Regions from separate parts of the Homo sapiens genome. Here region 2 is linked to region 1. Evidence: chromatin contacts called from ENCODE Hi-C or POLR2A ChIA-PET data. All regions are on one chromosome and are shown on one strand. The core of a region is the stretch at or near the end of the contact, and the rest is flanking DNA. Distances in the headings are between cores, read along the strand shown.

Region 1 (6,413 bases), core at 2,226-4,725:
GGGGCTCAGGGAATGTGCTGGCAGGGATATGCCCCACTCCCTTAGGTAAAAGATACCTCTGCACACACATTATTTGACAGTACAGTGCTTAGTAAATATTTGTCATTTGTTTATTGATCTCTTGTTCTTTCTTGACTTCCCTGTTCTTGCCTTGTTCTCTTCCCACCCACTTGTGCTTGATCTTATCTCCCATCTGGGTGACAATGTTTGGGTCTCCTCTGGCACCTTTCAATTCTGGAGAAACACAATTCAGATCTTCTATGTGAAGTGATGGACTATAATCCAGTAAACCAGAATTCTACCTTCAAAACATAAAAAAAAGCTTTGTAACTCGTGACTGGCCCATCTGAGTTATCTATAATTAGATTGCAGATTCCTAAGCCCACCTGAACTGTGTTCAGATGAAAATGAGATTTAAGCACTTTTTGTTCGAGGAGGAATTCATAACTGTTATTGAGAATGAGAATGAGGGGGAATATGCAATGAGTCTCTATGTTAGAGCCGGCATCAATCTTTAATAGGAAAATACATGCTTTTTTTTTGTTTTGTTTTTTGAGACAGAGTCTTGCTCTGTCGCCCAGGCTGGAGTGCAGTGGTGCGATCTCGGCTCACTGCAAGCTCCGCCTCCCTGGTTCACGCCATTCTCCTGCCTCAGCCTCCCGAGTAGCTGGGACTACAGGCGCCCACCACCACGCCCGGCTAATTTTTTTGTATTTTTAGTAGAGACGGGGTTTCACCATGTTAGCCAGGATGGTCTCGATCTCCTGACCTCGTGATCTGCCCGCCTCGGCCTCCCAAAGTGCTGGGATTACAAGCGTGAGCCACCGTGCCTGGCCTTGCTTTGGACTCTTTATTTGTCAACTGGGCCCGGTAGGGAATTGAACACGTAGCTAATGCCTGTAGAGCAGTAAGTCAACAGCAGAGCATGACCGGTGGCCCACCTTGAGCAAAAAGCTATCGACTCGTTTTCATCTTCTTCCTTCATTAGATCATGAGGGAGAAGAACTCGGTTATCTCTGAACACCTGTTTGGCCCTTGGAAACCTTGTGGGGTAGGAGAGGGGGACTGAGGCAAAGTGAGGTGAGACCCAAGAGCAAGGATAAGAGGAAAAAAGCTCACAGCTTTCCCTTGGGGAAATCCCTGTGCGAACTGGAAGGTCAGGGTAGCGGGGGTGCAGCAGGCCTACAGGGTGCTTTTGCAATTAAGGCAGCAGCAACATCAACTGTTTGGGGATTCCCTGATTATTTGTTAAGTATTTGTGTGGAAGACCTAGAAGAGTGAAAAAGTCCAAACCTTTGGACTCAAGATCTCCAAGGATGGTGCCACCTCGCTTTCTCCCACAGGTAATATCACAGTGGGGTGAGCTCTAGGAGTGGGCTCTGCCACACAGCCCCAGAGCCTGCTGGGCCCTTAGGGTGCTAGGTAGACACTGGCTCAAGAAGCTTCAGTCCAAGCTAGGGATGAGCTCCTTCAGGGTCCCTTTACTGAGCTCACTCTAGACCTGGGTCAACTCCAGGTACTCTCAGAAACCAGATGTCCCAGCCAGGTCAGCTTTTTGGGAACATATCCACTTATTTAAAACATTCTCCCCAGCACTTAGGGAAGCCGAGGCAGACAGATCACTTGAGGCCAGGGATTCGAGACCAGCCTGGCCCACATGGTGAAATCCCATCTCTACTAAAATACAAAAATTAGCCAGGCATGGTGGTGCATGCCTGTAGTCCCAGCTACTCAGGAGGCTGAGATGGGGGGATCACATGAACCCAGGAGGCGGAGGCTGCAGTGAACCAAGATCACACCACTGCACTCCAGCCTGGGCGACAGAGTAAGACCGTGTCTCAAAAAAAAAAAAAAAAAAAAAAAAAATTCTCACCCTCTTGTGTGGCATTCTCCTAAACTTCACAGACTATTTCTCAATTTCCATCTCAACTAACTGCTTTAGGTCGGCCTTCTTCATCAGGCTCTGGAAGGGCGAAGTTGTCTGCTTTGTCCACTACGATATCCTGAGCACTCGCAATAGAGCCCAGAGTAGGCTTTCAAATATTTCTGGAAAGAATTACCTGTAACTGAAGACAAGCCAAATGTCAGGACAAATAGTCCAACTTCACAGGACAGGCAATAAATACAGGAAGCATTACTTCATAGCAATCCTTGCAAGATGAGTAAATTGCAAAGGATTTCCTTGGATGGATTTATGAATGACAGACACCATAAAATGCTGCTAAAAAGGCCTGGAACGTAGGTTGGCTTTAAGACCATCCTATACTCCCCTGGAGTCAGAAACCACTGCTGTTGGGAGCAAACCACTAAGCAGGAAATTACAGCAGGATTTTCATGGTTTTCAATTTTAAACTAACCCATGATTACCCCCTTAACCAAAATATACAAAATAACACATGACACAATATATGTAAATATTTTTCAAGGTTTTATTGCAAACCAAAATCAGTTTATCACACACAAAAAAAGTTGTGTGATGGGATGAGGGAAGGATTGTACGTATTATAACCATGTTAATTACAGTACATTAAAATGGTGGTTTACATTACAAATAAGCCTGTAAGTTTAAATATACTAGTGTTATAACCCAATGTACAGACGTTCTTTATACAATACATACAATTATCAGGAATGCAAAAAAAAAAACATAAATAATGCCCATTTTACAGGTGACATTTTAAACAATGAAAAACACCAACGGCTCTGACTGACAACTGGGGCATTGGTCCATAAAAACCCTTTCTAAAAATAGAAATATTTGTAGCAGCAATGCTTTCTTTAAGCATCTGAATACGAGTCATTGCAAGACCATTTCAATAAATTTTAGTTATTAACCGTATCTTACAAAAAAGTCTACACATAAATTTATCTTCCAAATATGGAAGAAACAAACAATGTCCCACGTTGTAGTGTCCTGCAAGTGTCACATTGATGCTTATAACAAAATCCATCTGTGATCAGGCATACCACACTCACACGACGGTTCACACAGCATATCCACAAGGGAAAATAAAGAACTGAAACACTGCGATAGGAAAAGCTTTGGAGCTAACACAATCTCTTCAGAAAAGGCACATTTCATAATATTCGTCATCACAGCCCAGACAGATCTGCAGGAGACCTTTTTTAGAACAGCGTCCGCTTTCTAACGAAACTCCTGCCTCCGTCTAAGGCGGCACTCTAACGCTCGTTTCAGAGATAGCACCACGTTGGAAGGAAGAATAAAAATGAAAACCTCATGAGCTCACTGAGGAGAATGTGCTCTTCAAAAAGCTTCCAGCGAACAGTGTGCAATAAGATTGCTAAGCTTCCAGAGATGTGCAAATTCTCTTGTAAGATGTCCTGTCAGCTGGCGGCTCCACCAAAAGGCTAACTAAAACATTCGGAAACACACATAAAATCCTTTAAAACCAAGCCCTAACAGGGTTCAGAGGAAAGAGTCCGTGGGAGGCGCATAGGAAAAGCCTAGGAAAGCCTCGGCAGCTTCCTTGACGCTGGCTGTGACGAGGACGCTGTCAGGGGACTTGCCAATGGAGTTGGGGACAGGCTCTTCGGTAAACTCGGGGTCAAAGTGCCGTAGGTCGTTGGGCCCACTCTGTGACGGGAAGGGAAAAACACTCTTGTCAAGAACTCACACTAGACACAGGACAGGGAAATCTTGACCAGGCTTTAAATACCAAGTTTAAGTCTTATATCAACTTCCATAATCACCCACTTCAAGCACAAAATCTCAAAAGGCTACACACAGTTAAACATAAGAATAATGTTCACTTGTTGCCTTTTGGTGCTTCGAATTGATAAATGTGTCTAAAAATTATGGGAGCCTTGTTGGGACACAAAAATGTGCTTTTTATGTAGGTAAAATAACAGGTTTATGGAGAAAACATCTGCCAATGTATTCCTTCCAACCCTCCCCCAGACAATTCTGAATTAAAATAAATGCCCTTTGGGCTTCTCTATACTTAGAAGAGAGACAGATACTCACCACATTTGGGTTAAAAGGGGGAGTAATCTTCTTATTAATGAGATCATCCCAGTTAATTAAGGAGAAGAAGACATGACTCTTAATCTCCATCTGTTGATAAGAAACCCAAGATTAATTTAGACAGGTGCATTCAATAAGGGCAGGGAGGTCTAGTGCACGTCCCGGCCGGCCCAGGAGGACAGGAAAACATCACTCACGAAGTCATCCTTGGCCCCGAGCCGCTTTGTCCTGTCCTTCTGCAGGAGGCCCTCCAGGAGGTGTCTTGCGGAATTTGTAATATTTGGTTTCAGCTGGAGAGGCTTGTTCAGAATGTTGTCGTACATTTCAGCTGTGTTTCGGCTATAAAAAGGCGGCTGAAAGAAGGGGAAAATTACTTTAGACTTAATTGGAAGTTTCATATGGCACACATTACCAGTAGAGAAAAAGATATAAACGGCAATAAATATTAGGCTCGATTTGAGAAACTCTCCCCACCTCAATGCTTTCTTTTCCCTTGCTATTTAAGTGTCTACTTTGCAACCCGTGTGTGTGTTTGTGTGTGTGTGTGTGGAGGGTGAGGGGGTAGATGTTAATAAGTGGTAGTTTTTCACCACCACACAGGTTCAATGTGGTCCTATCTAGTAAAATGTGAAATGCACAAAAGAACCAGGTAAGTGATTATTCTTATGAACTATAAAATAACCAATATGCCTCTTAGCTGCTTTTGATAAGCGTACTGGTAAGGGCAAGACACCATGGCCAAGCATGGGCTGTGTGAAGGCAATATTGTAGGGAGCAGGCAGTGTTCCATGGTTCCCAATGTGCCACTCACCAGGCCATACAGCATCTCATACAAGACAGCTCCCAGGCACCACCAGTCCACAGTCCTGTCATAAGGCTGCTTATGAAGCACCTCAGGTGCGAGATACTGAAAAACAGACCAGGGAAACAGCGTTTAGAACCTGCGAAAGCAAGCAATCCCACGACCACACATTTAGTTTGAAAAAGCTGAGAGACCCAGAGCCAGCTTGGAAGATAGATATCTTTAGATTCCTTCCTGATAAAACTGCTGGACTTTTTGAGGGTGACTGGCTACCTATGTGTACTGACATTTAGGAAACTGCTGGGCACTTGATATCTCTTACTTAGGGATTTAGAAAGTTTTTATGATGCAGATCTTACTTACAAACAGCTACTTTTCAGTAAAGGAACAGAAGGACTTGGGATTTCTCATGCTACATCAAACAGCAAATGTATTTTATTTGCACTGAACTGTATTAAGAAGTCTCTGAGAGGAGTTTACTCTTTTTGGTAGTTAAGTGCATGATTGTACATCTCTCTCTTGGAAGGCGGGGGTAAACCAGGCACCAAACCAAGACAGCGCCTACCTCCGGCGTGCCACAGAAGGTGGATGTTGTGCTGTTGTGTTCAATGTTCTCCTTGCAGAGTCCGAAGTCAGTAAGGACAATGTGTCCCTGTGAATCTAGCAAAATATTCTCTGGTTTTAAGTCTCTGTAAAAAAGTGAATAGAAAAGTAGTTGCACAAGTTAATTTCACTTCATAAGATATCCTCTTAAAGATAATTGCTAAAGGTATTAGAGGCATTTTAGGTTCACTGTAGTTGTGTAGTGAAGAAAAAAGGGAGCCCTTGTTCTGCTCATCTATTCTGGATTAGGCACAATCCTACTTGGCTGGTTCCCCCTTGGCACTTAAGTCAAGCCAGCTCACGTGCTAGGGGATCTGGTTTTAGGCAACCAAGTTGCAAATAAACACAAATTATTTTAAGGCCCTATGAAACAGCCAGTGCTACGTCTCCTTTATACCAAAACTGGTAGCCTGAAGAGCTCTCAGGCTTACCTATAAACGATGTTCAGTGAATGCAGGTAGCCCAAGGCACTGGCTATTTCAGCAGCATAGAAACGAGCCCGTGGTTCCAGGAAGCAGCGTTCCCTCTGGAGATGGTAGAACAACTGCAGGAGACAGAACAAAGTCATTCTGGGTTGCAAATGAATTTAATTAGTTTTGACATACACAGCAAAAGAACAACTGCAGGAAGTGGCCCCAAGTAATCTATTAACTATAAACCTGACAGGTTGAAGGAAATGCTAATTCTGGTAACATTCTCCCCACCAAAAATCTTTGAAAACTTTTTTCTCAAACTAAAACAAAGCAGGCTGTGCAGAGACACTAAGAGTTGACTTCTATCCCCCCTGCTCACCTCTCCACCATTAATGTAGTCTAGGACAAAGTACAATTTGTCAGCAGTCTGGAAAGAGAAGTGAAGGCCCACCAGGAAAGGGTGCTTCACATTCTTCAACAGAACATTCCGCTCCGACATAATATGCTTCTCCTAGGAAAATGACGATTCAGATTTAGTGGCATGTTTCAACTTGGCACCAACATTCCAGAATCAAGATTATTCAAGGAGTGTCTACCGCCAATGCCAGCC
Region 2 (6,413 bases), core at 1,976-4,475, 3.0 Mb after region 1:
TCCAAAGAAATAGTGAAAAATTTAAACAGTACTCAGAGCTTTATCCTAAAGTCAGATAATTAGTAGGAAGCATAGCTGATAAACTGTACAAGGTCAGTGAAGAGCCTTCCAGTTGGTGTGAAGTCCAGCCTAGCTCTTCAGCTATTACTCAGAGTGGGACACTCATCTGGATGAAGAAAGCCAGTGGCACACCCTGATTCACTTAAAAATATATACTACTTTTATGTGTAAAAGTGCATGAAGAGTGAAATACTACTGATTAAGTGGCACACACAGATTTTATTTTCACTTAAGAAGTATTAATGAAAGCCCATGAATGTAACACAATACATTCCTAAACACCTGGATTTCCTGGAGACTGACTATATCACCATATTCACTTGTCTGCTTCCCTGTTCTTACCAGGTCCTCTCATCTAAGATGAACTTCAACTATAGAGTCAAGCCCAGCAACAGTAAGAATAAGGCTGGGAAGCTAAGCAAGAGCCAGAGCATTGTTGGTTTCTTCCTACTTTGGAGATTTTGTGTTTTAAATTAACTTTAAAAGAACAGGGAACACAACAAAATCTAGAGAAATGCACTGAAAAATCTAGAGAAATGTGTTAGAAATGCACTTTAAAAAGAGGGCTCACTGAAACTAATGAAAAGCAAGGCCGGGGTGCTTGTCTCTTCTAGGGGAGTCAGGAAAGGCTTCACAAAAGTGACCCCAGTTTTAGAACGAGAGGTACAGAGACAAATTCAAAAGTTTCTGCAGAATATAGAAGGCTGCAGTTGATCTTCCCACGGGAGGCAGACAGGCAATCCTCCTCCCAGAGCAAGCTACAAGGACGTGCAAATTGTGCACTCACAGGGGTCACACGGTGCACTCATAGGGCCCCGTATTCAGAAGGAAGGGCCTGGCACTTGCTTTAACGCTATGCCTGCGCTAGCGTTATCCTCTTTCTCTGCTGACATCCAGTCAGAGGCCTACTAACTCTTCCTTCTAAATGTTCTGCTAACTGTCCTCTTCTCCACTTAAACTACTTATCGACTCCAACTTAAGCAGCAGCCTCCTAATGGGCCTTGTGTTTACCCTCAAACTATTTTATAAGATGACTGGTCTTTCTAAATGGCATGTCTGATCCTGCATAAAATCATTTCCCTTTGTAATTGATAATCCAATGATGTCAGCATTAGTAAATAATGACTGACTTCAGCAAGGCATAGTGGGTGTATTATTTTGTTGGCTCAACACCTGTACTTCAGGCACGCCATTCCGCTTCTTCTGGTAACCCAACCCAACCCTCTACGAGAATGTCCTTCCCATGCAAGCTGGCACCTGAACCTAGCTGGGCAAATCAGAGCCTTTCCCTGGCATTTTGTTAGAATGGAGGAGGCTGCAAGATGTCAAAACTCAGAAGCTGTCAGCATCCATGATTCCTGCCAAGTGTGGAAAGCTGTCAATACCCAGACAGAAATAAGAAATGGAGAGTCCTAGCAGTTTGGGTTCCTGGTTCTAGCCTCTTGAGACCCAGCTGGCATCTATAATTTTCTGTTTAACTCTGGTTTTTCTGAGACAATAAATTCCTCTTTTTGCTTAAGTTAATAAAGCTAGGTTTCTTGCTGGTACACATAATATGGCAATTCATTATTTGGTTCCTACTTCTCCACCTAACCTATCTCCTCCCCTTGTAAGCTCTCACACACACTTTACAATAGAACGCTTAATATTCCACGAATTCAACATGCTATCACACCTCTGCACCTCAGTCTCTGCACCTCTGGTTCCAACACTGGGGTCACCTTTGTGAAGTCTTCACTGACTTCCCTAAAAGAGACAAGCACCCCGCCTTGCTTTCCACTAGTCTGTGCCTAAGTGCAAGCTCTTACCGCAAAGTACTGCAACTGCCCATGTGGATGACTGACTAGAGCCTAGAAGAGCAGTTAAGAACTTGGACTCTGGAGCCAAATTGAGCAGCTCCCCACTGAGTGGCTATGACCTCTCTGCCAGTTGGGCAGGCCTCTCCGTAACTCAATTTCTCGTCCATAAAGAGAGAGACAAATAACGCCTACTCCAGAAGATTGTTGTGAACACAGAACCAAAACGTGGACCTTTCAAAGTCCCTATGAATCATAAATCATAATAAAAAAAAGAAAACTGAATTGAAAAGGTTTACTGTTTTCTCTGGAGCTCGTAATCACAATTACTCTGCACTTCAGAAAAGCCACCCTCAACATTTGTTTTCTAGGAAATGTCAATAAGCAGGTGGAAATAAAATGCTCCGAAGAACAAACCCGTACGAAGAGACCTACTGCCAAATCTGCTAGTGAGTGCCGGCAATCCACCACTTCCAGACTGAGACCTAAGACGGACTGCCACTTACTTCTCAGCTGCCACTTACTTCTCAGCTGGCGACATAATGCATACTTTCCTACCCTAAGCACTTTGAGTCCCCCCCCCCACCCCCGCTAAGAAAGAAGTATTTAAGCCACGAACTGAGACCACGATGCCACATGCTGATCAGGACACTCACAGTCATGCGTCACTTAACGATGGAGATCCGTTCTGAGAAATGGAGAAATGTCCCCTTAGGCAATTTCTTCGGGCAGTAGAAACCCAGACAAACCCAGATGACACAGCCTACTGCTCTTAGGTCATGAACCTGTACAGCCTGTCACTGCACTGAACACTGCAGGCAACCGTAGCATACTAGTGAGTATCTGCGTATCTAACCATAAAAAAAGGTACAGTAAGAAGACGATATTATAATCTTTGAGACCACGCTGTCCCACATTGACCAGCAACGTCCTTCTGCAGCGCATAATCGTATTTAAAAGTGGATTACAAGAGTCGGAAAAACAAGCGGCGTGATTTGTTGTGGCGGCAACCAGGGAAGAGGCAGGAGAAAGGCAACCGACGAGTTCAAACCACGGAGCCCCAGTCTCGCGACCCCACCTCGCGTCCCCGTCGCCCGCTCAGGGCCCGACGCAGGGGTCCCGGGCTAGGGCGACCTCGGAGAAGCGGGGCGGGGCTTCCCGGCTGGGGCGGATCCCTCCCTCCCTCTCGTCCCGACCCGGCCGCAGCCCTGCCGCGAACGACGGTACCTGAGGACGGCCCCAGATCCGCGGTGCCCATCTCAGCCCTGCTCACACCCTGCATGACAAGGGGTAGGAGAAAGAGGAGAGCCATGCTGCTACCGACGGTCGCTGGCTCCAACCCCGAGCGCCTGCGGGACCAGCCCAGCACTGCCCTCCAGCCCCGGCCTTACGTCACTTCCGTCACCGGGGTCTGTGCCGGCGTCGGCAGGAGGCGGGACCAGGGCGTGGGCGGGGTCAAGTCCGGGAAGCCGCAGGAGGCGGACTCAGGCGCAGCACCCAGCAGTGAGCACGGCGTCGTGCGGTCGGGACCTGGACTTCTGGGTGTGGGAGGAATTTGAGTGCAAAGGTTAAGGTCTTTCAACCTGGCACCCCATTCTGCAATTCTTCTTCCAGTTTTTTTCGGTTTCCTGGGGTTGTGCAAGTTTGCATTAGGCCACAGCCGAGCCACAATCCTTATTTTACTAACTCTTGGACTTCACCTGGTTGTCTTGGAGCCTGACATTTTTAGAAGAGAATGAGACTTCAAAAGCCATTTCCAGTCCCTGCTTTTTCATTTGAGGAACCTGAGACTTAGCTAGTGAAATGGTTTGTGCAGATTCCCACAGCCCAAATCAAATCGGCTTGACCAAGAACTACTTTGTTCTTGGAGAAAAAAACTATTTGCATTACCTTCTCAGCAATTCAGTGTCAAATCAGTTTATCAGGCAGCCTCTCATGAAGAGGTCTGCTCTCTTACCTCTCTGGGTTTGTCTGTTATTTTGCATCTCTCCTATTCCACTGCAGCCACATTGCTAAGTCCTTCAGCGCTTGTGCTCAAACATGCGAATGTCTAATGATCTCACCTGTTTCAATTCTCTGAGTATCATGAACTTTTGTTAAAAATTTTAAATTGCAACACACCTTCTCCTCCTCCTTACCCCGCCCTACTGTTTTTTCATGGCACTTTTCACCTTGCTGTACACTATAATATACACCTTGATATTTGTTTTCTTCTCCTTCTAAAATGTAAGCTCCGTAGAGCTGACATCTTTACTTGGCACTCAATTAGTATTTGTTGAGTGAAAGACTGCATGATTACTAGTGTTAAGGAAAATTTTTAAAGAGGGAAAATCCTTATAAAGACACTATATAAACTAGAGGTATTATCAGCCAGATCATTTTACTTGTATTAATAAATCTCTTAGCTCAGTACTTCTCAAACTTCAACATACATGTGAACCATCTGGGGATCTTGATAAAATGCAGATTTGGATTCAGTAGTTCTAATTCAGGTTGGGTCTTGAGATTTTGTATTTCGGACAAAATGCACAGGGGATGCTGGTGCCCCTTTCAACAGGACCACACTTTGAATCAGAAGAATTTAGCTCAATCTAGACTAAGTTTAGGGAGAATATTTCCTTTGATGTGTTTCTGATGTCCACTATATGAAAGACACCTTCTAGTCGTTGTAAGGATGCAAGGATAAATAACTGATCTTTACCGTTTAGGCGTCTATGGAGTAGGACAAAATATGATATCCAGTTTGTAAACATTTTTGTGGTACTTGTCACAGGCTGGGTTACCCTGGCAGTAAACTCTGAGGTCGAGATTAAGGTATAAGGCATTGATTGATTAGGGAGTGCTCTTGGAATAAACGTCTGTGAAGGGGAGGTGGAGGAAGCAGAGCGGAGGAAGAAGTTGATCTGTGATGCCATCCCAGTAAAGGCTCCCAAGGGGCGCTCTGGAGTTGGGATGGCCTTGTAAAGGTGTCTTGAGTTGGTATGAGGGGCTGGGTCTTAAAGCCCAGCACTGATTAGTCATTGAATACCAACTGTCATGATTTTGGGGCTGTCCATTTCTTTCATGGAGGCATTCCCCAGAGGAACGCTGACGGTTGAGGGTGTCTACTGGCAGCCCTCCTAGCATCAGGAAGGGGACAGAACCCAGTCTTCTGTTCCTGAGAGGGATCTGGGCAAGTTTCACAATCACAGCACCCACCACCCTACGTATCCTTCTGAAGACTTTGCTAGTTAGTCATTTGGAGACTAAATATATTTATTAATTGGGTGAATATTATCAAGTGATACTGTCTGTGACTGACATGACCAGGCACAGAGATAAAGACCTGAGCAAGACAGACATGGCCCCTGCCCTCACGGAGCTTACTGTCTACTGAGGGAGATAGCTGTTAAACAAGGAATTACACAAGTACTGAAATCGTGATCATCATTCCCAAGGAGAGCAATGGGAAGAGATTAAAGGAGTATAAACAGGAATTTAACTTAGTCTACATTTTAAAGAAAGTCTTTCTTTTCTTTTTTCTTTCTTTTGAGACAGGGTCTCACTCTGTCGTCTAGGCTGCAGTGCAGAGGCATGATCATAGCTTACTGCAGCCTCAAACTCCTGGGCCCAAATGATCCTCTTGCCCCAGCCTCCCAAATAGCTGGGACTACAGGTGTACACCACCATGCCTGGCTAATTTTTTTTTTTTTTTTTGAGACAGGGTCTGACTGTATCACCTAGCTGAGGTACAGTGGCACAATCTCAGCTGACTGCAACCTCCACCTCCCGGGCGCAAGCCATCCTTCCACCTCAGCCTCCCAAGTAGCTGGGACCACAGGCATTTTTTTGTGTCTTTTGTGGAGATGGGGTTTCACCATGTTGCCCAGGCTGATCTCAAACTCCTGAGCTCAAGCAATCCGCCCACCTTGGCCTCCCAAAGTGCTGGGATTACAGGAGTGAGCCACCTCGCCTGGCCTTATGCCCGGCTAGTTTTTAAATTTTTTATAGAGCTGGGGTCTTGCTGTGTTGCTCAGGCTGGTCTCAAACTCCTGGGCTCAAATGATTCTCCTGCCTCAGGCTCCCAAAATGCTGGGATTACAGGTGTGAGCCACTGTGTCTGGATTTAGGGAAATTCTTTTTTAAGGAAGTTACCATTATGTTGTGACCTGAAGGATAAGGTAAAATTAGCCTGAATAAAGTTAAAAGATGGGGGTGGCCACCGGCTAATAAGAGAGGTAGGAAGAAGAGCAATAAACTGTATTTTAAAATCCCATATAAAAATCTCATACAGCTAACACAGAAACAAATGAGCGGTGCCAGCTTTCCTTGATAAATTTCCAATGCCTAATGGCTGGGGAATATCCAAGTATACGTTGGTCCCCACTAGAGCCTCAGATTAGTTTTTAAAATGAAGAAAACAAATTGGGGTGGAGCGTAGATCATTCCAAAGCCAAGTGTATACTGAAGTGCTGCTGCTCAGGAGCAAGGCTACATTTTGAAGACCATACTCACCTGCCTTTCAAGTTAATAGGCCAAATAAAACAATTTAAGAAGCTAGAAATATGATCCAATGAG

Evidence for each region. A loop is a pair of places that touch in the nucleus more often than their neighbours do. ChIA-PET counts read pairs that join two places held with the same protein, here RNA polymerase II (POLR2A). Pooled maps may share reads with other maps.
Region 2: a loop to region 1 is called in a map of gastrocnemius medialis, with 5 times the contacts of the local background. The contact joins the promoter of IFNGR1 here to the enhancer-like site in region 1. A Hi-C loop is called at or near these places in 2 of 168 maps with a recorded cell type or tissue (ascending aorta and gastrocnemius medialis) and 6 of 50 pooled maps. POLR2A ChIA-PET finds 5 or more read pairs at or near these places in 1 of 52 experiments (naive thymus-derived CD4-positive, alpha-beta T cell).

Annotation. Positions count from the first base shown.
Region 1 is chr6:134,166,841-134,173,253 of GRCh38, forward strand. SGK1 (serum/glucocorticoid regulated kinase 1) reads right to left here. Exons shown (of 14, transcript NM_001143676.3): 8 at 6,183-6,314; 9 at 5,822-5,934; 10 at 5,353-5,476; 11 at 4,797-4,892; 12 at 4,183-4,338; 13 at 3,986-4,075; 14 at 2,416-3,595. The coding sequence ends at 3,428. Among named protein-coding and RNA genes, the nearest start is that of SLC2A12, 120 kb to the left of the region's middle. Within about 2 kb of position 3,476, at least 6 of the 41 ENCODE cell types and tissues checked have a DNase peak (open chromatin) inside an H3K27ac peak, as active enhancers do; they include gastrocnemius medialis, where a contact is called at or near this core.
Region 2 is chr6:137,216,160-137,222,572 of GRCh38, forward strand. IFNGR1 (interferon gamma receptor 1) reads right to left here and starts at 3,226. Exons shown (of 7, transcript NM_000416.3): 1 at 3,084-3,226. The coding sequence starts at 3,168. RefSeq lists enhancers at 1,366-1,425, 2,866-3,596, 3,447-3,696 and silencers at 2,407-2,456, 2,917-3,136, 3,177-3,406.